Linked DNA regions of Homo sapiens: all the other regions are linked to region 1. Evidence: chromatin loops called from intact Hi-C (ENCODE). Cell type or tissue: A673. All regions are shown on one strand.

Region 1 (8,000 bases):
AAATATTATGATTCCTAAACTTTCTTAAACAGGTACATCTACAACAAGGCCCCCAAATCTGGATTTTATAGAATTTCCCAAGTGATCTTATGGAGAAATCAGATTTGACAAATCTGATTTGATAAGCAATGCTTGAATGCACGTTTCTCTTTCCGTCCATACCTTTCTTATTAACCACTAAGGAAGAAATAGTTCCCAAATTTATCTGAGTAATAAGACACCTGCGTAAATGATTACAACTTAGACTCATAATCCCTTCTTGGGATATTTTGGTTCAAAGTCTCAGAATCAGTACCCAGAAATAAGGAAATATAGTAGACATCTTAGGAATTTACAATGGCCTAATAACTTGAGAAATTCTATTCTAAGTAATATATTTTGATGAAATAATTGGTATATATAACTGCACTCTTCATTTTGACCAGACAATAGGTAGTATGCATTGAAAGGCTTTTCTTTTTTACGCTTCACAACTAGAAATGCTAAACATTTTCAACTAAGCTATTCAAAGTAACAAAATCTTTCATTTTCTACTAAACAGCGAGCAAATGTGAACCTGTTTTATTGTGGCATACACACACAAACACACACACAGACACACACAGATACATATCCATGCACACATACATATATAGCATTTTTTTTAAATCAAAGCTTTATTTTGGCTTTTCAAGGACAATATTTAAAAGGGCTATTATTTTAAAAGTCATCAGCCTCTCAGGACTTAGTATGAAGAAGATTCAGTTTCTATTAAAAAACTGGGAATTGCTGTGTAAACTAGGTAGCACTGGAAATTTTAGTACATGTTAGCAATTGCCCGTTACCTTAATTTTTGTGAATTTAAAAAAATGAGAAAAAGATTATGTTGATTTGAAATACTACTCAATTCTGTGGTCTCTTTTCTTGTCATTAACTTAGTTCTAGATCTCCTCCACCTTTTAGCAAATTGCACCTAAGTTTGGCAATTTTTAATGTCAGTGCCCTCCAACTACAGGTTGAATATTCCCAATCCAAGATGCTTGGGACAAGAAGTGTTTCTTACAGATTTCATATTTTGGGGGGATCTGGGAATATTTGAATATACATAATGAAATGCCTTGGGGATGGGACCAAAGTTAAAACACAAAATTCATTTTTATTTCATGTATGCATAACCTGAACATTATCTTATGTAACATTTTAAATACTTTTATGCACCAGTCCCATGAGGTCAAGTGTGAATCTTTCACTTCTGGTGTCATGTTGGCACTCAAAAAGTTTCAGAGTATGGGGCATTTTGAATTTTATATTTTCAGCTTAAGGGTGCTCAACCTGTATATGTATGGCTCTATGGTATAAATGTTTATGTCCCTCCAAAATACGTATGTTGTAATCTTCACTCCCAAAATGATTGTATTAGGTCGTGGGGCTTTTGGGAGGTGATTATGTATAGGAGTGGAATCTGCACAAATAAAATCATTGCTCTTATAGGAGAGGGTCAAAAGATACCCCTCACCCCTTCCACTGTATGAGGTTAGGATAAGAATATAGCTGTCTAAGAGGAAGCAGATTCTTACCAGACACTGAATCTGCTGGCATCATGATCTTGGACATTCCAGCCTTCAGAATTGTAAGAAACAAATTACTGTTGTTTATCATCACATAGTTTGTGGTATTTTGGTACAGGAGCCTGAATGGTTTAAGAAATATGACAATAGTTAAAATAAAAGCCAGAGAAAGTTATGTCTATTCAACTATATTTTAGGAAGATAGATATCAGTATAGACTTGGCAGAAATAATTTTCATGTGGCAATTATTGGGCGAGGTTAGATTGCTGTATTTTATTTAACCAAAATTAAGTCTTCCAGCCAAGGCATTGTTACCAAAAGATTCTTTTTAGACTTTCATGTGTGCCTGTGCACACTCATATTTTCAACTTTATATGTATATTGCATATATATAGACATAATTATAATACATTATATATAATTATATACTTATTTTCCATTTTTGTATGTGGAAATTTGACAGACTACATCTTTAGAATATTTAAAAACCATAGTCCTTTTTGTAAATTAATTCTTCATATTCAGGTTTTTTTTTTGTTTTTTTTTTTTTTGAGATGGAATCTTGCTGTGTCGCCCAGGCTGGAGTGCAGTGGCGCAATCTCGGCTCACTGAAAGCTCCGCCTCCCAGGTTCACGCCATTCTCCTGCCTCAGCCTCCCGAGTAGCTGGGACGGCAGGCAGCTGCCACCACGCCCAGCTAATTTTTTGTATTTTTAGCAGAGACGGGTTTTCACCGTGTTAGCCAGGATGGTCTCCATCTCCTGACCTGGTGATCCGCCCGCCTCGGCCTCCCAAAGTGCTGAGATTACAGGCGTGAGCCACCGTGCCCGGCCCGTATTCAGGTTTATTTGTGTATATTTATATTTGACCTTTTGTTTTGTTTTGTTGAGTTTCGCTCTTGTTGCCCAGACTGCAGTGCAATGGGGTGATCTTGGCTCACTGCAACCTCCGCCTCCCAGGTTCAAGCAATTCTCCTGCCTCAGCCTCCTGAGTAGCTGGGATTACAGGTGCATGCCACCACGCCTGGCTAATCTTTGGTATTTTTAGTAGAGATGGAGTTTCACCATGTTGGCCAGACTGGTCTTGAACTCCTGATCTCAGGTGATCCACCTGCCTCGGCCTCCCAAAGCGCTGGGATTACAGGCGTGAGCCACTGGGCCCAGCCTATTCCTGACCTCATAATATTTTACTGTTATGTGTTTGTTTTTTCGTTAATGATGTCACAGTATTTTTCCATGTATTTAGTCCCATGAATATCTAAAAATTAATTTTGAACATAGAACTTCATTTTACAATCTTTCAGTTTCTAGTAGTTAATTTTTAAAAGCCTGGTTTATAAAAGAAGCTCAAAAATGTTATGGAATACATGAATTAATTCTTGATTGCTATTCTTGACTTCCATCATTTATGCAGTAAACTCAGGAACTCTGTAGTGTTCCAAAATTTATCTTCTCCATATCAAATTTGTATGTTTTCACAGAACTAAATTTCTGGCTTTTAAAACTCTCTTTTATTTTTTTCTTTCATTGTAATGGACCATTTTTGGAACTGACACTATTGAGTATGTGATATGCAGATAGTGAAGTCATTTGAGTACAGTGCATACTCTGGATATGCATTTTAGGCTAAAAAGAATGGTTAGTTGTTAAGGTAACTTCAGTAAATATATATTCATTAAGGGCAGTCAGAAAGAGAGAAAATCATCTATGTTGCCGCCTTGGCAGGCCTCAGAGAGCAGAGGTTGTAGCGTGTGGAAGAGTGTGCTTGTGCTTTCTGGAACAGTAATGCGTGTCCTGCTCCAGAAGCTCGACTCCCCTGCTGCCACCCAGAGTTTTTTCAGAAGCGTACACTTCCCCTCTTACTGCAGTTCTCCCCTCTTTGGTATTTAAGCTTCAAGCATCTTTGCTTCATGGGCTCTGCTCTGCGGGACTTGTTTCTTCTGCTTCCTCCTGGATTCTTCAGTCTTGAACTTCTCTGTTGCCTGCGTTCTTGCCTTTTACTCCACTCTGCCACCTGGATGAGAGGCCGAGGACCAGTCTGCGTCATAGGAACCTCCTTCTAATCCCTAGAGTAAGAAGCTGTCATCAGAGTGGTGGCATATTGATGCTAGAAACACAGGAAACTGCATGAGTCATCCTTCAGAATAGGATATAAGCATGGCCAGTGCATGCATTTTCTCAGATGAATACACATCTGTTAAACAAGCTGCATAGATTCTCCAGAGAGTTCAATATAATTTTTCTCGGTATTTTTCCTGTAAAAATACGCCATTAGACAAATGAATTGAAACATTTTTACCAAAGCTTCAATGCAGAAATCACGGCTGCACAAAAGTACATGAAATGGGGAGGTCACATCATATTAGTGATCAGCTGTCATAATCAGAAGAGGCCATGTAAGTATGTCCTCTCATAATTTAGTAAAATACAGGAAATCATCCTTTAATTGGTGGTGGGGAACCTTTTCATAAGATATATGGGAAATACTAAGAAGAGGGATTTAAAGCAACCTCTTTACTTGTGGCACTCTGAGATATACATACACATGGATTCTTTGGAGACACTGCTTTCCAGAGAGAGGCTAAATTGTCTGTGATTTAATTGCTCCTGGGATTGAAAAGGTGATCTTGTATTTTGCCTCCAGTGACAGGTGCTATCCCTTTATTATAATTTGAACCCCTGGGTGTTAAAACATTCATGGCTTTTCTATTAGGAAATCTGCATACTCCTCCATCCATGTTTATTCATAATTCTCTGATGAGTTGCAGACAAGCTCATTGAGAACTTAGGCTTTGACATTTTAGTCAGAAATTACTACCACACCCACAAACAGAAAAAAACTAGGCTCATTTGCATCTATATTTTAAAAATTTATGAAATAGTTTATGTTAGTATTTTGGGTCTTTTGAAATTAAGTATATTGTGAATTGTTATACTTTCTAATGGAATTTTTAAGCAATTAGTATGTAGTGAATATATATGTAAAGTCTGTATTAGACTGGTTCTAAAATGTGTGCACACCAGAGGGCATCATAGCTTTTATTCAAAGCTTCTTTTAGACATTTTCTTTTAAATTGAGCTTTATACTTTTTAACCTTTTTTTCTTTAGAATTATTACTCTTTTTCACTGTAATATTCATAAAACATGTTTAAACAATATTTATCCAAGTATATTGAATGAACAGAAATATCATAATTAAATGAGAAAATTAAAGCAAACAAGCCTTTATAATGACTGTCTAACAGCTTAGATTTCTTCCTATTTTTGACCTTCTTTTTCTTTTATCTCAGGACAATTACTACTGTTTGTATTTTTCTGATAATGTGTAAACTGTTCCAATAATTCTGTTCCTAGACTACTTTTGATACCCGCTCCGTTTTAGAAACTCCTTTGTCTTCTTGTTTTGCATGGTAAATTCTTATTGAAACAGAGCTCCATTTGATTGATCCATTCAGACAGCATTCATTGAATATTGGAGGAACAGGACTCAGATACAGCCTTCCAGAAGCTCACTTTCCTGCAGAGAAAAAAATGGGAACACATATGATGACCCTTCAACGTGATGAGTACTGTGTCCCAAAGTGCTGAGAGAACTCCTCAGATGGGTCTCTAATTGAGCCTAGCAGCTATGGAGAGTGAAGTGATACATGGACAGATGGTTAAAGCTGAGCCAAGATTTAAAGTACAATTAAAAAGTTAATCAGACACTATGACAAGCCTTCTTATTTTTTTTCCAATGATTTTAAAATAAAATTTGGAGTCGCTCACATAAAAGCACAGATAATTAGAGATAAAGAAAATGTTCTTTTCTTTGTTTGGATTTCACAATTGTCACGCAAAAATAAATAAGCGCAAACGAAAGGCTAGAGAAACTTCTAAAACCAGGTGATTTTATTAGTTGCTTTTTTTCTTTTATGTTTTTAAAACATGATATGATTATAACTTTTAAACAATAAACCTCCTGGGTGATTATAAATTTAGCATGAAATAAAATATTTATAGCAACAACAAAAAGGTATAAAGGGAAGAGTCAGAGGAAGCAGAGTTGTGAGAGTCACATATCCTTGGGAGGACGTTCAAGTAGACACGTAAGTTGTAAGTAAGCCTTTGGCAGGGAAAAGGTACATCTATTTTTAAAATACATCTCAACAATAGTTTATCTAAGGAGACTTTTCCAGTTGTATTCAACTAAACGTGATCTTTCCTCTTAGGAAATGTTGTTTCTGTGTTATAATTCTAGTCCTACATTTTTATTTTTTTCTATTAAATGATAAGCTTCACGAAAGTACTGATTTATCTGTTGATCTCCGACAGTGTTTAGTTTAATTCTTAGAATAGAAGAAGCAATGCTCAAAAAATATGTGCATTGCTTAAGAGGTATCTATCAACATGAATATAAGAATTGAACATAATTCTATTTAAAATGTAAATTTCAAAATGCCAGGTTTCATACTTTTAATTACAATTTTGCTGCTAATTAGCCTTGTTACCTTAATTGAGTGATTTAAAATATTTCTAGTTCTTACTTCACCTGTTAAATAATGGAGTTGAACTAGTTAATCATATGCTTGATCATTTAATTTGTGCCAGGAACTGGAATAAAGCATTTGCACATATTATCTAATTTACCCTTGATAACAACTCTTATGAGATGGTGTGGTAATAATCTGCATTTATTCCAAAAGCCCTAAAGTTACTTGGATCGTAATGCCAAGTAGCTTAGCAGATATCACACCAATAGTATATGATGGAGTCGGTCACACTGCAGACATCATTTCAGTTCTTATTTGAAAGCTCATTCTCGAGTGTCCTTCCACCTCTGAAATGTTATAGTTCCATATAAAAAAAATCCCGTAGTTACTCTTCAATGAAAAGTAATTTGATTATTCTGCAATATGCCTCTCTTCTTCTCGGGAGATAATGTTTTTTTTTTCTATTATTAACTTTGGGAAAAGAGACATCGATTACTTCTTTAAACCTCAACTATTTGAAGTTTAACATTTAGCTAGCCTCAATTTTTTTAAAAAAAGAAAAACACTTTAATCATCTAGACTATGAAAATTGAATAGAATAGGTATTCATAAATAACCTCAACACTCGACTAGAAAGTGCTTTATCTTAAAGACTCTTTTCTATTACCTTCAAGAAGAGAACAAGAGTATCTCCTTGCTAATTCATTTTGCAAAGTGTAAGTCATTGCCCTTCACAAAGGGAGAAAAAGATGTATAAAAAAGCCATGAACACTATTCAAATTCATTGCCTCTTCCAGGTGCGGGTAATTGAGTTGCCTCAAGATCAATATGAAACTGCCTAGGATACAGAAAGTCAATAGCTACTTCCAAAGTCAGGTCTGTCTAGTTTAGATATCTACAAAAGCAGAATCTTCAGCTGCTGCTTCAGAACAAATCTGAATCTGCATAACAAAACTTGAAATTGAATTCTATAAAGCAAGAGCTCCCTAAGTATCAGACTTTGATACAAAAATGTTTAGGGAGTCCCCTGTTGAGCAAATAACATTACTTGATATTTTCTGGACCCTGAAGTGGCGCTGAATGAACCATATATTTGATTGCATTTGATGACATTTGATTTTAAAAACAAGGTCTCTGTCCAAGGTTAGTATTTCTAGGTTCCTAGAATTAGTTTAAAGTATTATCTTTGAAAGAAAAAGTAATTCAATGACACTATGTTTTCATGAAAACAATTTACTTTCTTATTATTATAACACTGGAATATTGCATAATAACCTCTCCTTTGTTTACTATGTGTTGGAAATGAATGTGATAATGTCCAAAATACTTTAATTTTATGAAACTCTCACACTGGGTAATTTTGGGGAGTAGGAAACACTGCCGCCTCCCTCAACAAAAGAGTTTCCATTTGACGATAAATGGAAAAGTCCATATTGGAATTGGTACTTGAAACTGGAATACTAATTTTAATCCCCAATTCTCACATTCTCCTGGGGACCACTTGCTAATTACCACTGCAACCACCACCTTGTCCTGTGTGAGGTTGCTGAGAAGAATACTACTTTCTGTTTGTAGTTCTGTAACCATTCCACAGAATCAATCTTAATTCTACATAGTCCAGTTGAACCTTTTGTGGAAGGCAAAGAAATCAAAATAAGCAATGAACACATAGAATTTTGTGTGATAACAATATAAAATAGAGCATTAACATTCTCTGGCAAGCATCTGAGGCCCATGGGCTGTATCTTTCTCTGACTCCTCACTTATATTTATGTGATGGTAGCAACATATCACTTTTCACTTTTAAAAAGGGGCTTGGAAAGACACAGATGTTTTTAAGTGCCATTTTTGTACCTTCCATTCCCTGTATCTTTAAAAAATGGTTAACAGTGGAATTTCCAACTTGTCCAAGGAGGCTCAGAATCACCTAGAGTTTGCACTACTGGAAAGACTTACCTGTGAGGGTAATGTATGTGTGTAG
Region 2 (8,000 bases), 150 kb after region 1:
CTTCTAATTAGCAATATTTTATTTTCACAATATAAGTCTTGCACTTCACTTGTTAAATTTATTATTATTTTATTTCTTTAGATACTATTGAAAACAGAATTATTTTCTTATTTTTAATTATAGAATGTCTACTTTTAGTTTTATAGAAATACAACTGATTCTTGTGTGCTGATCTTTTAAAAGGCAACTTTGGTAAAATCATTTATTATTTCTAACAGTTTATGAATTCCTTGTGATTTTCTTATATATAATATCTCATTTGTAAATACAGATCATTTTAATTTTTCCCTTCTAATTTGGAGGAATTTTATTTATTTCACTTTCTTAATTGTTCTATCAAGAATGTCAAGCAAAATGTTGCAGAGAAGGGGCAAAATGGCCATACTTGTCTATTCATGATTTAAGGGGAAGCTTTCAATGTTTTACCATTAAGTATAATGTTAGCTGGGGTTTTTAAAAAAATAATTATACCTTTATCATAATGAGGAAATTTTTGTTTTTATAGTTCTAGCTTCTTGAGTATTTTTGTAATGAAATGTCATTGATTTGTGTGAAATACATTTTTATACATTAATTGCAGTAATCTTTCACCCTCCTTCTATATATTAACGTGTTGTATTACATTAATTATTTTTGTATGTTGAGCCACCTTTACACCCCTGGAATCCAACTTGGTCATAGTCTGTAATCTTCTTATTATTCTGCTGGAATCAATTTGCATTTTGTTGAAAAATTTTAAACCTGCATTAATGAGAGGAATTTAAATACAGCTTTCTTTTCTTATGATGTCTTTGTTATCAGAGTGTACCCACCCAGTGGGTTCACCTTGCCCACTGCCTAGACGGAATCGATTTATCAAGATGGGGGAATTGCAATAGACAAAGAGTTATTCATGCAGAGCCCCCTGTGTGGGAGACCAGAGTTGTATTTACTACCGAAATCTGTCTCCCCAAGCATTCAGGAATCAAGGGTAATTTGGTGGGTAGGGGTCAGTGAGTCAGTAGTGCTAATTGGTTGTTCCGGAGATGAAATCACAGGGAGTTGAAGTGCTGAGTCAGTTCCTGGGTGGGGGCCACAAGATCACATGAGCCAGTTTATTGATCTGGGTGGTGCCAGCTGATCCATCAAGTGCAGGGTGTGCAAAATCTCTCAAGCACTAATTTTCGGTTTTACAATAATGATGTTATCCCAGGACCAATTTGCAGAGGTTTCGAATCTTGCAGCCTTCAGCTCCTAAACTATAATTTCTAATCTTTTGGCTAATTTGTTAGTCCTACAAAGGCAGTCTAGTCTCCAGACAAGAAGAGGGTTTGTTTGCAGCAAGGTTTATTATAATCTTTGTTTCAACGTATGAACTATAAATAAAGTTCCTCTCAAAGTTAATTCAGCCTACACCCAGGAATGAACAAGGACAGCTTGGAGGTTAGAGGCAAGATGGAGATTGTTAGGTCAGATCTCTTTCACTGTCACAGTTATAATTTTGCAACGGAGATTTCAAAGGCAATGCTTAACTCAGTTAATGTTAGGAGGTGTTCCCTCCTTTTCTATTTTTTGAAAGAGTTTGAGAAGTTTGGATTTAAATTATTTAAATCATCGTTAGCATTCAGATGTGAAGCCATCTGGTTCTGGACTTTTCTTAACAGATAACTTCTGAATACTGATTCAATTTCTTGAATCAGTTATACTTCTGCTCAGATTTTCTATTTCTTTTTGACTCAGTTTTAGATGGATTTTGTGTTTCTTGAAAGCTGTCAATTTCATACAGGTTATTTAATCTGTTGGCATAAAACTTTTCATAGTATTCTCTACTCTGTATTCATGGCCTTGCTTTAAATTCCGATGTTGGTCACTTGATTCTTCTCTTTTTTTCTTTGTCAGTCTAGCTAAATTTACCAATTTTGTTCATCTTTTCAAAGAACCAAACTTTATCTCTTTAATGTTTTTTATATTTCATATTTCTTTTATCTGAGCTCTAATTATTATTTCCCTCTTGTGGTTTATCTTGACCTTCATATTCTAGTTTCTAGAGGCAGAAATTTTTAGGTTGTCCATTTCAGATCTTAATTTTCTTTTAATATAGGTATTTGAAGCTCCAAATTTCTCTCTGAGCATTATTTCCACTAGATTCCATTAGCTTTGGAATATCATGCTTTTGTTTTCTTTTTTATTCAAGTAAAAGTATTTAACAATTTTACTTGCAATATTTTCCTTTACTCATTGGTTGTTTAAAAGATTTCTGCTTAATTATCACATTGTAATTTTTCTTTTCTATTTGATTTAAAACAAATGCATAAAATCATAATTAAAACATATTAGTAGACACACAATGTATATAATTTGTGACAATAACAACATAAAAGGTGGTGATATGGTTGGGCTGTGTCCCTACACAAATCTCATCTTGACTTTCCAGGTGTTGTAGGAGGGACTTGGTGGGAGGTAATTGAATCATGGGGGCAGGGCTTTCCCATGCTGTTCTGGTGATAGTGAGTAAGTCTCAGGACAGCTTGATGGTATTATAAGGGGAAGTTTTCCTGCACAAGCTCACTTTTTGCCTGCTGCCATCCATGTAAGATGTGACTTGCTCCTCCTTGCCTTCCACCATGATTGTGAGGCCTCCCCAGCTATGTGGAACTGTGAGTCTATTAAACCTTCCTCTTGTATAAATTAACCAGTCTCAGGTATATCTTTATTAGCAGCATGAAAACAAACTAATACAGGGAATAAATCTGTAAAGGAGAAGAGCTTTTGTATACTATTGAACCTATTTAGTATTAATTCAAACTTGATTATTGTAATAGTAAAATGTTAGTTACCACAGGATTAAAAAGCCAATATGCAATAATATTTGCTACCTTTTAAATTTATCTTTGTATTTACCATTATTGTTTTTATATTTCTTCATTTGGATTGAAGTTATTGTTGAGTGTCCCTTCATTTCTATCTGAAGAACTATCTTTAATATGTTAAATCAAACTAAATATGACCTGAGAAGGAATCTGTAATTCCATATTTGAGTTCTTGTGGACAAACTGCAACCTAACTTAATAGGTAGACAAGATTGAAAACATAATTCAGGAGTATGCACCTGTAACAACAGCTGAGTCTGGCCAATCACAACAGCCATACTTCAACCACTCATACACTACTGAGTGTTCACACTGTGTCCAAATACAGCAAACACCAACCTGTAACCAATTCAGCTGTTTTTGTACCTCACTTCTGATTTCTATATGTCACTTTCCCTTTTTTGTCTATAAATTTGTTCTGTCCATGAGGCATCCCTAGAGTCCCTCTGAATCTGCTATTATTCTGGAAGCTGCCTGAATTATTATTTTTTGGCTCAGTTAAACTCCATTAAATTGAATTTGTCTCGAGTTTTATTTTAACAAGTATTTTGTGGAAAGCAGGTCTATTCATGATGAAATTTCTCATTTATTCTTTATCTGGGAATGTCTTAATTTCTCCTTCATTTTTGAATTTTAGTTTTGCCAGATATAAGAATTCTCAGTTCATAGTTTTTTTTCTTTCAGCATTTATACATTATTCCACTTATTTTTGGCCTTAATATTTTCATTGAGAAATTAGCCATTAATCATTTGAGGATCCATTGTACATTAAGAGTCAATTCTCTCCTGGCATTTCAAGATTCTCTGTCTTTGGCTTTTGACAATTTTTGACTATAATGTTTCTTGAAGTGGGTATCTTTGGGTTTATACTGCTAGGAGTTTGCTGAGTTTCTTGGATGCATAGCTTCCTGTCTTTCATTAAATTTTGGAATTTTTTGAGCACTACTTTTCAAATATTTTTAACCTTTTGTTTTTCTTCTCTCTTTCTAGGACTTTCATTATACATATACCATTATGCTTGATAGTTTTCCACAGCCCTCTAAACCTCCATATATTATTCTTTTTTGTTGTTATGTTTGCTGTTGTTTTTAACCTTTGTCCTCAGACTAGATGATCTCAAATAACTTACCATCAAGTTTGCTCATTCTTTCTTGTTTTCACATCTTTTGTTAAACCTCTCTAGTGAATGTTTTAATTTTAGTTGGACTTTCTAGCTTCAGAATTTTTGGTTCATTTTTATAATTTCTGTTTGTTTAATTGATATTTTCTATTTAATAAGCCATTGATTTTCTAGTTTCATCGAGTCCTTTCTTTATAGTTCTGTTAGCTCTTTGAAGGTATTTAGGACAGTTGATTTAGTGTTGTTTTAGTCTATTCAGGCTGCTGTAATAAAATATCATAAACTGGGTGGCTTATAAACAACAGAAATTTATATCTTACAGCTCTAGAGGCTAGGAGGTCCAAGACGAAGGTGCTGGCAGATTCAGTGTCTGGCTCTACTTCCTGCTTCATGGAATAGAACCTACTATGTCCTCACATGGTGAAAGAGACAAGGCATTTTGCTGGGGCCTCTTTTATGAGCCCACCAATCCCATTCCTAAAGCCTCCATCCCCATGACTGAATCACCTTCAATTACTTTACCTGTTAATACCATCACACTGGGGATTAGATTTAGACTTGTGAATTTTGGGAGGACACAAATATTCACACCATAGGAGGTGTCTTTATCTAATAAATCTAATGTCTGCACTTCCCTGACTGTTTTTATTAGTTTCTTTTATTCCCTGTGAATGTGCCATACTGCGTTGGCTTTTTTTTGGGAATATTATAATGTGAACTTTATACAATACTGAATGTTCACGCTGTGTTCTGTGGACTTTTTGAATATTATAATATGAAGACTCTGAAAATCAGATTATTCATCCCCAAGAAGTATATTTTTGCTGCTTGTTGTGGGTGGTGGTTGTTTTTTCTTGTTTGTTTAGAGTCCTACTAAGCTATTTTGCAAAGTCTGTATTTTGTCAATGCGGCCATGGAAGTCTGTTCTTTAGCTTAGCGCCACCTATTGTTTCGATAGTTTCCTTTTTTTTCCAGAAAAGAAAACAAAGCAAAACAAAAATACAGTACTCTCTTAATCTTTGCATATTGGATCTGTGTCTGAGCATATCTTTACTGCTTATCAGGCCATTTACAAATCTGCCTTAACCTTTACTTATAGCTTGCTTAGAGATTGAAGGTTCACAGAGGTGAACATTTAAGATCTTCTCAGGTCTTTTATGAGCATGTGCCTAGCCTTGGGCATGCATGTTGCCTTCTGTTATTTCCTAATATACCTGGGAGCTTTATAAGTCCCTTATTTCTAATGATTCTCCTTCTCTAACCTCTTTTCAAAATTTTTGGTCTGTCTATTATTTGTCCAGTTCTGTTTCTCCCTGTCCCCAGGCTACTACAGTCAATAATTTATTTAGCATTTGAATGTTTTCAGCAAAAAGTCCCCAGAAAGACACGCCAGCCCTGTGAATGTTTCAAATTAGGTGAAACAAAGGCAATCACTTGTGTCCTTCCTGAAGGGAGCCTCCAGAAAACAGGCAGAAGCACACAGCCACAATTCTTTGAGAAGATGGTCTGTCTTGCTAACTCTGATACTCAAAAACTGCACCAAGAGTATAGGCTGCTGTCTTCATAGCTTCTGCCCATCTGAGAAGAGTGAAATAGTAGGCAGTCATTTTTAAGAGCAACAGAACTCTTACTACAATGCAAAAGCTTCTTTCTTCATTAAGTTTGGTATTGTCTGTGTAATTTTCTGACTGGATTCCAGAGTCTGCAGAAGCAAATTCAGAGATTTTCCTCACTTATTAGTTGCAAAAGTGCAGAGATAGAGCCCTAGAGTTCCCTATTCTGCCATTTTTAGTAATATCAATCCACTGTTCACTTTTATATTGTTTTTTAATATATTATTTCACTTATTTCTGCATAGTACAGTGAGTGCTCAGATCCTCAGAAGACGCTACTACTGTTGTTTTACCATATTATCATAATAACACATTTTTCCAATTATAATTCATGCATTCACTGCTACTTTCCACTCTGGGAAGTGAAATAGAAGATAATTTCAATGGAAAATCATATTTTTGCCTCAGCTGGCAAGAAATAATGGTAATAGGCATCATATAAGCAGAATCCATAAATCAAAATAAGATAAAATGAAACTAAAATTATTACAGTGACTTCATCAGCAAAACATAATTCAAAAATTACATTATATGGTGCAATTAGCCTATATGGATTCAGGCATTCCCTGTATGTGGTTCTTGAATATTTTTGTCAACTGACATTACATTTCCCTGAGGAAACTTCATGTTAGAAAATGTATTAAGAATTAGTGCCAGTATTTTTCTGTGGAGTGTTACCTTTCTGTGTGCAGAAATTACGTGACTTACAAAACCTATTTCATTTCCAATATTGGTACCTCTAATAAAATAAGGAAATAGAAGAAAATTGACATAAAGGAGGCTTATTTAACATTTATTTATTTGCCTTTCCAATAATCCTTATTGTTAATTGCTTTTACAATATTAGTTCTTATATGAATGCGAAATATTTATGAAATTAGAGAATATTAACTTTTTAAAATTCAATATGTTGTAAAATCTAAAGGTATGCAATAACTGCCATAATTATAGATCAAAATCAAAGTTTATTTTATTACTCTTGTTTTTCTAAAAAGAGGATGCATATTACCAGTGTTACCAGCGAACAATATTTTTCAGTACGTTAAATCTCTACTGATGGTAGAATACTCATCTAAAGTTAAAATGTATCATTGTCTTGGCAACTACAATTAGAAATTAATGCATACATTCTTACTAGTTCAACATATATGAAAATAGAGTAGCTATTCATAGCAAATTTTACCAAAAATTTTGTTGCTAAAATGATAACATGTCTTTCACCACATAATATGTTATATAGTATTAATCTCATGATATTTCACTCTTTCCAAATAAAGGAAAATATATAAAGATAATTGAACAGTGGACTAGTTAACTTTTCTCTTGGCTGGCTCAAAAAAATCAGCTCATATTCTTGATTATCAAAATATAAAGACATACTAATTTGACGGATTTAAACCTTCTCTAACTTTCTTTGAGATGATATACTTCCTTCTTTCCATAGAAGTTAAGTTTCAAATATTTCAACACTGCTAAGGAATAATCAGGGTCTATTTCATCCCTTCTGTTCTTCCCTGTTTTAATCTGTTTTCAACTTTTTCCTCTTTCCATTTTTCTCTTTCTCATTGATTTTTAAAATAAAGTTGATGCCGTGCGCGTTGGCTCATGCTTGTAATCCTAACACTTTGGTAGGCCAAGGCAGGTGGATCACCTGAGGTCAGGAGTTCAAGACCAGCCTGGCCCACATGGCGAAACCCCGTCTTTACTAAAAATGCAAAAAATTAGCTGGGCATGGTGGCGGGCACCTGTAATCCCAGCTACTCAGGAGGCTGAGGCAGGAGAATCACTTGAACCTGGGGGGCAGAGGTTGCAGTGAGCTGAGATTGTACCACTTCACTCAAGCCTGGGCAAAAGAGCAAAACTCCATCTAAAAAAAAAAAAATGAAAAAGAAAAAGAAAATAAATTTGTTTATAAGGACAGAATTTTGAGAACTTCTCCCCCCAAAATATCTCCATCCTATAAGACTGATAGCCACTCATGATATTTTAGTACCCTATTTAATAAGAATTTACTTTCTGACAGGATTATTTTCACATGCTTGCTAAAATCTATAGCTAATTACAAACTGTGTTGAGGTTTATTTATTTCAATAATATTCGTGTATTTATGCTCAAGCTTCATTCAGGACTTTTGTCACACAAGAAGTTTGTTTAAAAAATAGCTCAACCATTTGCAAATTGAGGGGAATTCCAAAATAGAAGGAAAAGAGGAAAACAGTAATAACTACAGAATAAAAGAAAAGATCTCAACTTGAATAGAGAGAAGAGAAAAATATAACCCAAAGACGACTTGGGAATAGTAAGTCTTGGTTTGTATATTACAATGAGTTGATTCGCTACTGGCTCACAAAAAGTCCATTCTGATCAGTCTACTTTTAGCAAGCTGACTAGTGACATCAAGTAAAGGAATTCTAGTTG
Region 3 (8,000 bases), 72 kb after region 1:
GGAGGCGTGGGTGTAGCAAGAGCAGCTGCAGAAAACACTTTTTTTTTTTCTTTTTTTTTTTTTTTTGAGACGGAGTCTCGCTCTGTCGCCAGGCTGGAGTGCAGTGATGCGGTCTTGGCTCACTGCAAGCTCCGCCTCCCGAGTTCAGGTGATTTCCCTGCCTCAGCCTCCCAAGTAGCTGGAACTACACAGAAAATAGATGAGAAGAAAAAGAGAGCTGTGTAGTTGAAGAGGATGCAGGATTATCAAGTTCTTATTTATACATTTAAATATTTATTTAATGGTAGGACTTTATCCATAATGTTGAATAGAAAACAATTTGGAGAAGGCTACATACAATATGATAAAATTCATATACATTTTTTAGTGAAAAATGTATCATATGTACATATCTATTTTTAATGGAAAGATAAGCCTCGAATTTATTAACACTGCCCATGAGCATAAGGGGAAGTACACAGTTAGGTCGGGCAGGGGCACAAAGGGGCATCAGCTGTATTTGTAGCCACTTAGTTTAAAACTATGTATATGTATATAGTGATTATATTAAATTTATAAATATATTTTAATTCCTATTATTGTCTGTAATTGTACTGAAAATTTTTGCATTTGGAATATGAAGTAAACAATCGATGTTAGATTTCTGAGTTGTAAATTTCAATGTTATGGCGAAAACCTAGGTATAGCTTTTTACTTTATCATTCATAAATAATATATCTATAACCCTGTACAGAGAGAACCTGAGGACTAGATATCTAGGCAAATATTTTCAACATATACCTGACAAGGCTAGACAATTAATTTTAATAATATGACCTAGAGGCTGGGCGCAGTGGCTCATGCCTGTAATCCCAGAACTTTGGGAGGACGAGCCGGGTGGATCACGAGGTCAGGAGATGGAGGCCATCTTGGCCAACATGGTGAAATCCCATCTCTACTAAAATACAAAATATTAGCCAGGTTTGGTGGCGCATGCCTGTAATCCCAGCTACCTGGGGGGCTGAGGCAGGGGAATCACTTGGACCCAGGAGGCGGAGGTTGCAGTGAGCTGAGATCGTGCCACTGCACTCCAGCCTGGCAGCAGAGCAAGAATCTGTCTAATAATAATAATATGACCTAGAGCAGTTAAATAAAGGAGATAAAATATATAATATTGGGGATTGATTTCTAATTTCTTAGAGTATGCTGAAACCATTCTTTTGTTGAATTGAAAATGATATCTTCAAAAGATCCACTAGCTATCATCAAATGAATTTATCTGAGTAATACCCTAGAAAATAATAATGTAGGTTTTTTAATTGATGCCAAATATAGAAAGTAAAAATTTCATAATGCACACCTCGAATCTGCAACAATGTGATGATCAGAAATATTTGAAACCATAGACAGTTTAAAAATGTGGGCTTGGAGGACAGAAGAGACTTTCTCTTTTCTTTTCCCTTTTTCCCCTCCCTCCCTCCCTTCCTTCCTTCCTTCCTTCCTCCCTTCCTTCCTTCCTCTCTACCTTCTTTCCTTCCTTTCTTCCTTCTTTCCCGCCTTCCTTTCTTCCTTCCTTCCTTCCTCTCTACCTTCTTTCCTTCCTTTCTTCCTTCTTTCCCGCCTTCCTTTCTTCCTTCCTTCCTACCTCTCTACCTTCTTTCCTTCCTTTCTTCCTTCTTTCCCGCCTTCCTTTCTTCCTTCCTTCCTACCTCTCTACCTTCTTTCCTTCCTTTCTCCCTCCCTCCCTGCCTGCCTGCCTCCCTTCCTCCCTCCCTTCCTTCTTTTCTCTTTTCCTCCCTACCTTCTTTCCTCCCTTCCTCCCTTTCTTCCTTCCTCCTTCCCTCCCTTCCCCCTCCTCCCTCCCACTCCCCTTCCTTTCTTTCCTCTCTTTTCCCTTCCCCTCTTTCTCTTCTCTCTTTCTCATTCTTTCCGTTTTTCCTTTCTTCTTTCTTTCATTCATTTGTTCCTTCTTGTTTTCTTGCTTGATGAAATGTTGAAAGTCAGGAGAGAGATAAAAAAATACAATAGATAAATTCTCATTTTAATGAATTAGCCTTATTTGAACTAAGGTAGATTATAATTTTTCTCAAATTGAAATTAAATAACATTTCATTTTTAAATGAATATTAGAATAAGGTGCTCTTTGGTTAGACAGACTGGGTGAAAATCTTGTTTCTGCCACTTTCCAGCTTTGAAATCTTAGAAAGTTTACTTTTCTTCCTAGAGACACAGTTTCCTCCCTGTAATATGAAAGCTATAGCATCAACTTCAAAGGGTTGTTGAAAAACTTGGAATACACACACACACATGCACATACATATATACACACATACATGTATATAAACACACACATATATATACACATACAAATACACACACACATATATATGTATACACATATATACATGTACAAAATACACATATATCTGTGTGTATACATACATGCATATAATAGTGCCTGGCATATAGCAAAACAAATACATAATATTTTTACTATAATGTTTTCTTTTTCAGGCATTTTCCACATATTTCGTCTTTACAATAGCTTTGTAAAGTAGGTAGACTATTGTGCCAATTTGTTTTTCTCCTACATTTTTTGTCTTCCTGCCTCCTCATCTGCATTCTTCTTTCATTCTTGCTTCCATTCTTTCTATCAGCATGAGAAGAGCAAGAAACTATGCTAAGCTTTAGGCCTACAATGATAAATACAATTTTGTAACTGATTTAGAAGGCAAAAATCTAGTAGGAAAGAAAGGCACAGTGTTTGAAAATATTGAGAACAGAGCAGTGTGTTGCTTCATTTTATGGTCCTGTGGCTGGTCAGTGATAAGGGAGACTCAAATGTTCATGAATCATGACTTTCAGAAAGAATTAGTCCCTGTAAACCTCAAATGTAGGTAACCAAAACTTTTTTGGTTTTTTTATTTTGTTTTTTTTCTTGAGCCCCACCACTACCTACCCCCAGTAATTGGAATACTGGTATTACCTATGTGAGCAATATATGGTAAAGAGGTTATGTAATATTAAAAATACCTTTTAATTCCCAACATATTTGAGGAATATTATATTTTAGTAAATTGAAGTTATAATGCTATACTATCCACCTGAGTTTGTAGTGAAGTGTGAGCTGAATTCCATTTGCTTGAAGAGATAACTTATTCTCCTTTTTAAGATTCATCTTTCTGTGCATCTTTTATTCAGTTCAACTGAAGGACAGAATAGAATAAAACGAATAATGAGCTAGTAGCGCATAAGACTAACCCTTTTGAATAATAATAATAAAAAAGTACGTTTGCTCCCTTAGGTTATGTTTCAACAGAAAAGACATGTATTCATATAGTCAAAAAAGGATGTTAAGGGGTCTCTAAACAGCAAAATGAAAGATTCACAGTGAATTATTATTATAGAGGAAAGGAAATGTCTGGTTAACGCATGCAGGAAAGAAGTACAAAACAAAACTAACAGGAAAACTGGGTACTGCAGGCGTGTTACGGATTCAGGAATTATCATAAGAAAAAATGCAGCAATGAATTGAGATATTTGAGAACTTTTAACAGTAGGTCCTAATTCCTAATACCCAGTAGAGATTAATCAAACTATTGAGATGGAAAAGAACAGCAAATGGGCCACAGACAAAAATAGTTAATTCCTTATACAACAACACCCCCAACAGGGATTTGCTTAAACTTCAACCAAATGCAGATATTCTTAGTGTAGTAGATCGGCGGAAAACATGTAAGGCAAGATTTACAATCATCTGTATAAGAATTATTTAATTCTGAAGTCAGAAATATTATATGTTAAGTGTGGCTGTCAGTCTTCTCAGAACTGACATTTCTGTCAGTTTTTATAATGTAGGTTTTTAAGTTGAACATGACCTTCTGTAAAGGTATTCAGAAACTCACCGTCAAACTTTTAATATATCTAATAAACTGGATTATTCTTAATGGTTACTATATTAGTAAAAGTACTAGTACTTTATTGGTCCCAACAATAGGAATACTCTTAATGCTTACTTGTGTCAAAAGAAAGTAACTGACAGACACCTCACTCAAAAGTCTTCAGTGTATATAATTATTAATTCTTATGGAATGATACTATGCAAGATAAATTCCCTTCATGAAGGTCAAATGATCATTTAAAATATTAAAGGAAAGTCCAGGCCTCCCAGTTGTCATTTTACTGCCTGTTGATAACACTCTTTCTGTTAATGTTTCTTTTAGTGGCTATGAATGTGAATAATTTACAAATTATAACTAGGGAGAATATGCAAAAGAACAATAGTGTCTCCCGAAGTTAAATTAGAAAATAGCTGAGTTGATTGTGTAACTCTCCTAAAACAATTAATGCAGTGTTCTATTAAATCGCTTTTCATTTTAGAATGTCTAAAATGGGAAGAAAATTGAAACAGATATGAAATCTTAAGTAACTCAATTTTATGTAAATTTATGTATGAAACAAAAAGCAGAATGGCAATGAAATCTTCTGGGCTTTAATTTGATTTGAGGTCTGATACATATTTTGACCATCTTTCTTTCATGCAAAATACGAAAATACTCCAGATAGAACAAGTCATTGACTGCCTAAAGTACATCAATCAAATTGTTAACTTAGGATGTTTCTCAAGGGTATTGGCTCTTTGGTAGTCGTCAGAAATATAAATGGACAGTGTAGCGCGGGTGTGCTGTGCAATGGAGCAGAGAGGCATGGTATTTGATGTGCCATATTCCTTCATTTCAAACAATTAATTAATGGGCTGCTATATATCCTGTTTCTCAGGGGTCAGAGGTATTGTTAAGAATCCTCAATGTTGCCTGTTTAAATTAAAAAAGATGACAGACAGATGCATCTAGGGTGTTAAGCATAAAGAGAGGACAATGTCCTTGTGTCTCCAGAAAGCTAATGCCAAAGAATGTGAGCATCTAAACCCAAATGACTTAGTTCCCTTTGGTAAATTTTATTTATTAAATTTTAACAACATAAAGGAGAAAAATTAAAAGTAGTTAATTCTAAGAAAATAATTAATTCAATATATTTTGTCTGGAAAGCCATTTCTCTGAATCAGTTTTCTGATTAAACCACTTGTAGTTTAAGAAACAGAATATTTTAAAAATAAATCACATTTCTGACAAGAATGGTCTTGGCAGTCGTAGACTTTTCTCTTTTGCAAACCAAAATACATTGTTACAGTGAAAATTTAAGTGTTTGAACTAACATTTAGATGTTAGGGTATACATATATTTGGTTTATAAGAAAAGAAAATCAATAAGCTTAGGCCAGATAACATGTATTAAACAGGGCTCGGTTCAAAAAGAACTCTAATTTTATTAAATAGAAATATAATCTTAATATTTATGTAGAAAGCAACTTTTGCTTGGGCATATTTTAATCATTTTATTTTTTTTCCTTAACGCTATTATAAATTGAGATTCATTCTTTTCTTTTCTTTTTTCCCCTTTTATACTCAGGATCATTCAAAGATAAGCTACCTGATGAAAAAATAAAGGTTAATGCAATTCAACAACAAAATTAATGCTGCAAACATCTCTCTTCTATTTTAGACATTCTTCTAACTGCTGGAACTAATAAGATATGAATGATGAAGCTTATATTCTTCTAGGAATGATATATACTTCACACAAATATAAATAAAAAGCCTAGATAATTACAAATAAGTTATATGAATGAAGTTGACAGTAACTGAAAGAAGTCCGTTTAAATATGGTTGTCGGAAAGCCTCTACAGAAGGTGCCATCTAAACACAGATCCAAGGGATACCGGTAGACTAGCTGTACTAAGAACCATGGAGAGAGCGTTCTAGAGTGTACATGTTCAGAGGCCGAATAGAATGAATGAGTTAGACACATCTGGGAAACGAAAAAGAAGCCAATGTGAATGGAAAACAAGGACCGTTACTGTAGGCCATGAAAACATTTTCTCTTTCTCTCCCCCTCTCTCTGTTTTTTGTTTGTTTGTTTGTTTGTTTGTTTTGGTTTGGTTTGGTTTTTTTTTTTTTGAGACGGAGTCTCGCTGTGTTGCCCAGGCTGGAGTGCAGTGGCGCGATCTCGGCTCACTGCAAGCTCCGCCTCCCGGGTTCATGCCAGTCTCCTGCCTCAACCTCCCGAGTAGCTGGGACTACAGGCGCCGCCACCACGCCCGGATAATTTTTGTATTTTTAGTAGAGACGGGGTTTCACCATGTTGGCCAGGCTTGTGTGGAACCCTGACTTCAGGTGATCCGTCCGCCTCGGCCTCCCAAAGTGCTGGGACTACAGGCGCCCGCCACCACGCCCGGCTAATTTTTTTGTATTTTTAGTAGAGACGGGGTTTCACCATGTTAGCCAGGATAGTCTCGATCTCCTGACCTTGTGATCCGCCCGCCTCGGCCTCCCAAAGTGCTGGGATTACAGGCGTGAGCCATTGTGCCAAGACTCTTTCTCTCTTTTTTTTTTTTTTTCCTTTCTTCCCTAAGCACAGTGGTAGCCATTAGAGCATCTGAGAAGGGATGTGGGCAAGCCTGGTTTTAATTCTAAAGTTCCCTTCGGTTAATTTGTGACAAACTGGATTGTGAATGTGTTTCCATGTATCGTGGGAAGGAGAATATAGAGGTGGGAGTGAATAGCAAAAATACACATAAGAAGACTCTTTATGAAGTTTTTTGGATTATCTGTAAATATACACTATCACAACACTGAAAATTTATGCTGAAACTTTCATTCCAATCTATTTTATTTTTATTTTTATTTTTTCTTTTTTTTCCACTTCAAATGAATGAGCCTATTGTGAATTCTTTTGAAAGGCTTTGTATTTTTGTCTCTGTGATACTTCGTGGCTTCATATTTGTTTACTTTTACTATTTGGTTGTTTAGTTATATGTATTTTGTTCCACTAAAATGTCCCATTCCGAACAGGTATGCCTTCTGAACAATTAATGCAGTGCACCTAATGTACATCAATCAAATTGCTAACCGATGATGTTTCTCAAGGGTATTTGTTCCTTGGTAGTTGTCAGAAATATAAATGGTATATTTCAGTATATATCACAGTATACATTTTCTCATGTAATCCCCACAATAACTCAGCAAAGTGTGGCTTATTATCACTTCAACAGAAGAGTCAGAAAGTTTAAGCTACTGCATCTGGGTAACTATGCAAAGCCGTAGAGAAGAGTGGAAAAGACACACAATTCAGATTTGAAATATTTTTTTTCAGTTCTTTGCTGTTCACTTTATTACATCAACATACAAATAATAATATATAAATGGATTTGTCTTACAATTGTATTTTCAGGTTATATATTTAGAACCTGCTCATTAATGTTTGTGTTCATGTGAAATAAATTTTGAAACCATAGAATTGTCATTCTATTTGATTAGTGATAAATTTCCATCTCCCTGCCTTCCTCCTTCTCCCTCCTTCCCTCCCTCCCTTGTCCCTTCCCTCCCTCCCTCCCTCCCTCCCTCCCTCCCTTCCTTCCTTCCTTCCTTCCTTCCTCTTATCACAGACCAAATGGCACTTTTACTTGTAGAGAAATTTTAATAAGCAAGGGGATATTTTTTAAATGAGATTCTAGACTTTATATGGATAATCAAGTTTAGAAATTCTTCTCATAATTATTTTTCTTTTTTACTATTAACATTAATATTTTCATACAAATATTCAGTGGGAATTTTTTTTGTATAAAGTTCCATGAATTTCAACACATGTAGAGATTCACGTGACCAGTAGCACAGTCAGGATACAGCAGTTACGCCATTCCATAAACTCCCTCTTTGCTATTCCTTTTCAGTGGCACACTTTCCACGCGTCCTTAATTCTTACAATCACAGACTGATTCTCCCTCACTATAGTTTTGCCTTTTCAGGAATATCATATAAATGGAAACATATAGTATGTGACTTCTTGAGAATGGATTTTTTTCATTCAGCATATGTCTTTGATATCCACCCAAGTTGTATGAATAACTATCCCATTCCTTTTTACTGCTGTTATATTCTATTATATGGATGTACCAAAGTGTGT

Evidence for each region. Peaks named below come from ENCODE experiments on the same cell type or tissue, not always from the same donor. Only the 100,000 strongest peaks of a DNase experiment are listed, where the experiment ranks them.
Region 2: it touches region 1 in a loop (2.5-fold over the local background); 4 of 110 quality-filtered maps call a loop at or near these places.
Region 3: it touches region 1 in a loop (2.1-fold over the local background); 3 of 110 quality-filtered maps call a loop at or near these places.

Annotation. Positions count from the first base shown.
Region 1 is chr3:80,673,625-80,681,624 of GRCh38, reverse strand. The region is part of intron 1 of LOC105377177 (a long non-coding RNA gene); the gene reads left to right. LOC105377176 (a long non-coding RNA gene) reads right to left here and starts at 1,669. Exons shown (of 3, transcript XR_940989.3): 1 at 1,557-1,669. In A673, no CTCF peak of the experiment used is centred here; a DNase peak (open chromatin) is centred at 3,654; H3K27ac peaks cover 632 bases.
Region 2 is chr3:80,523,234-80,531,233 of GRCh38, reverse strand. The region is part of intron 3 of LOC105377177 (a long non-coding RNA gene); the gene reads left to right. Among named protein-coding and RNA genes, the nearest start is that of LINC02050, 240 kb to the left of the region's middle. RefSeq lists an enhancer at 221-1,420. In A673, a CTCF peak has its summit at 4,898 (motif pointing left); no DNase peak of the experiment used is centred here.
Region 3 is chr3:80,601,921-80,609,920 of GRCh38, reverse strand. The region is part of intron 3 of LOC105377177 (a long non-coding RNA gene); the gene reads left to right. Among named protein-coding and RNA genes, the nearest start is that of LINC02050, 160 kb to the left of the region's middle. RefSeq lists a silencer at 1-157. In A673, a CTCF peak has its summit at 3,645; no DNase peak of the experiment used is centred here.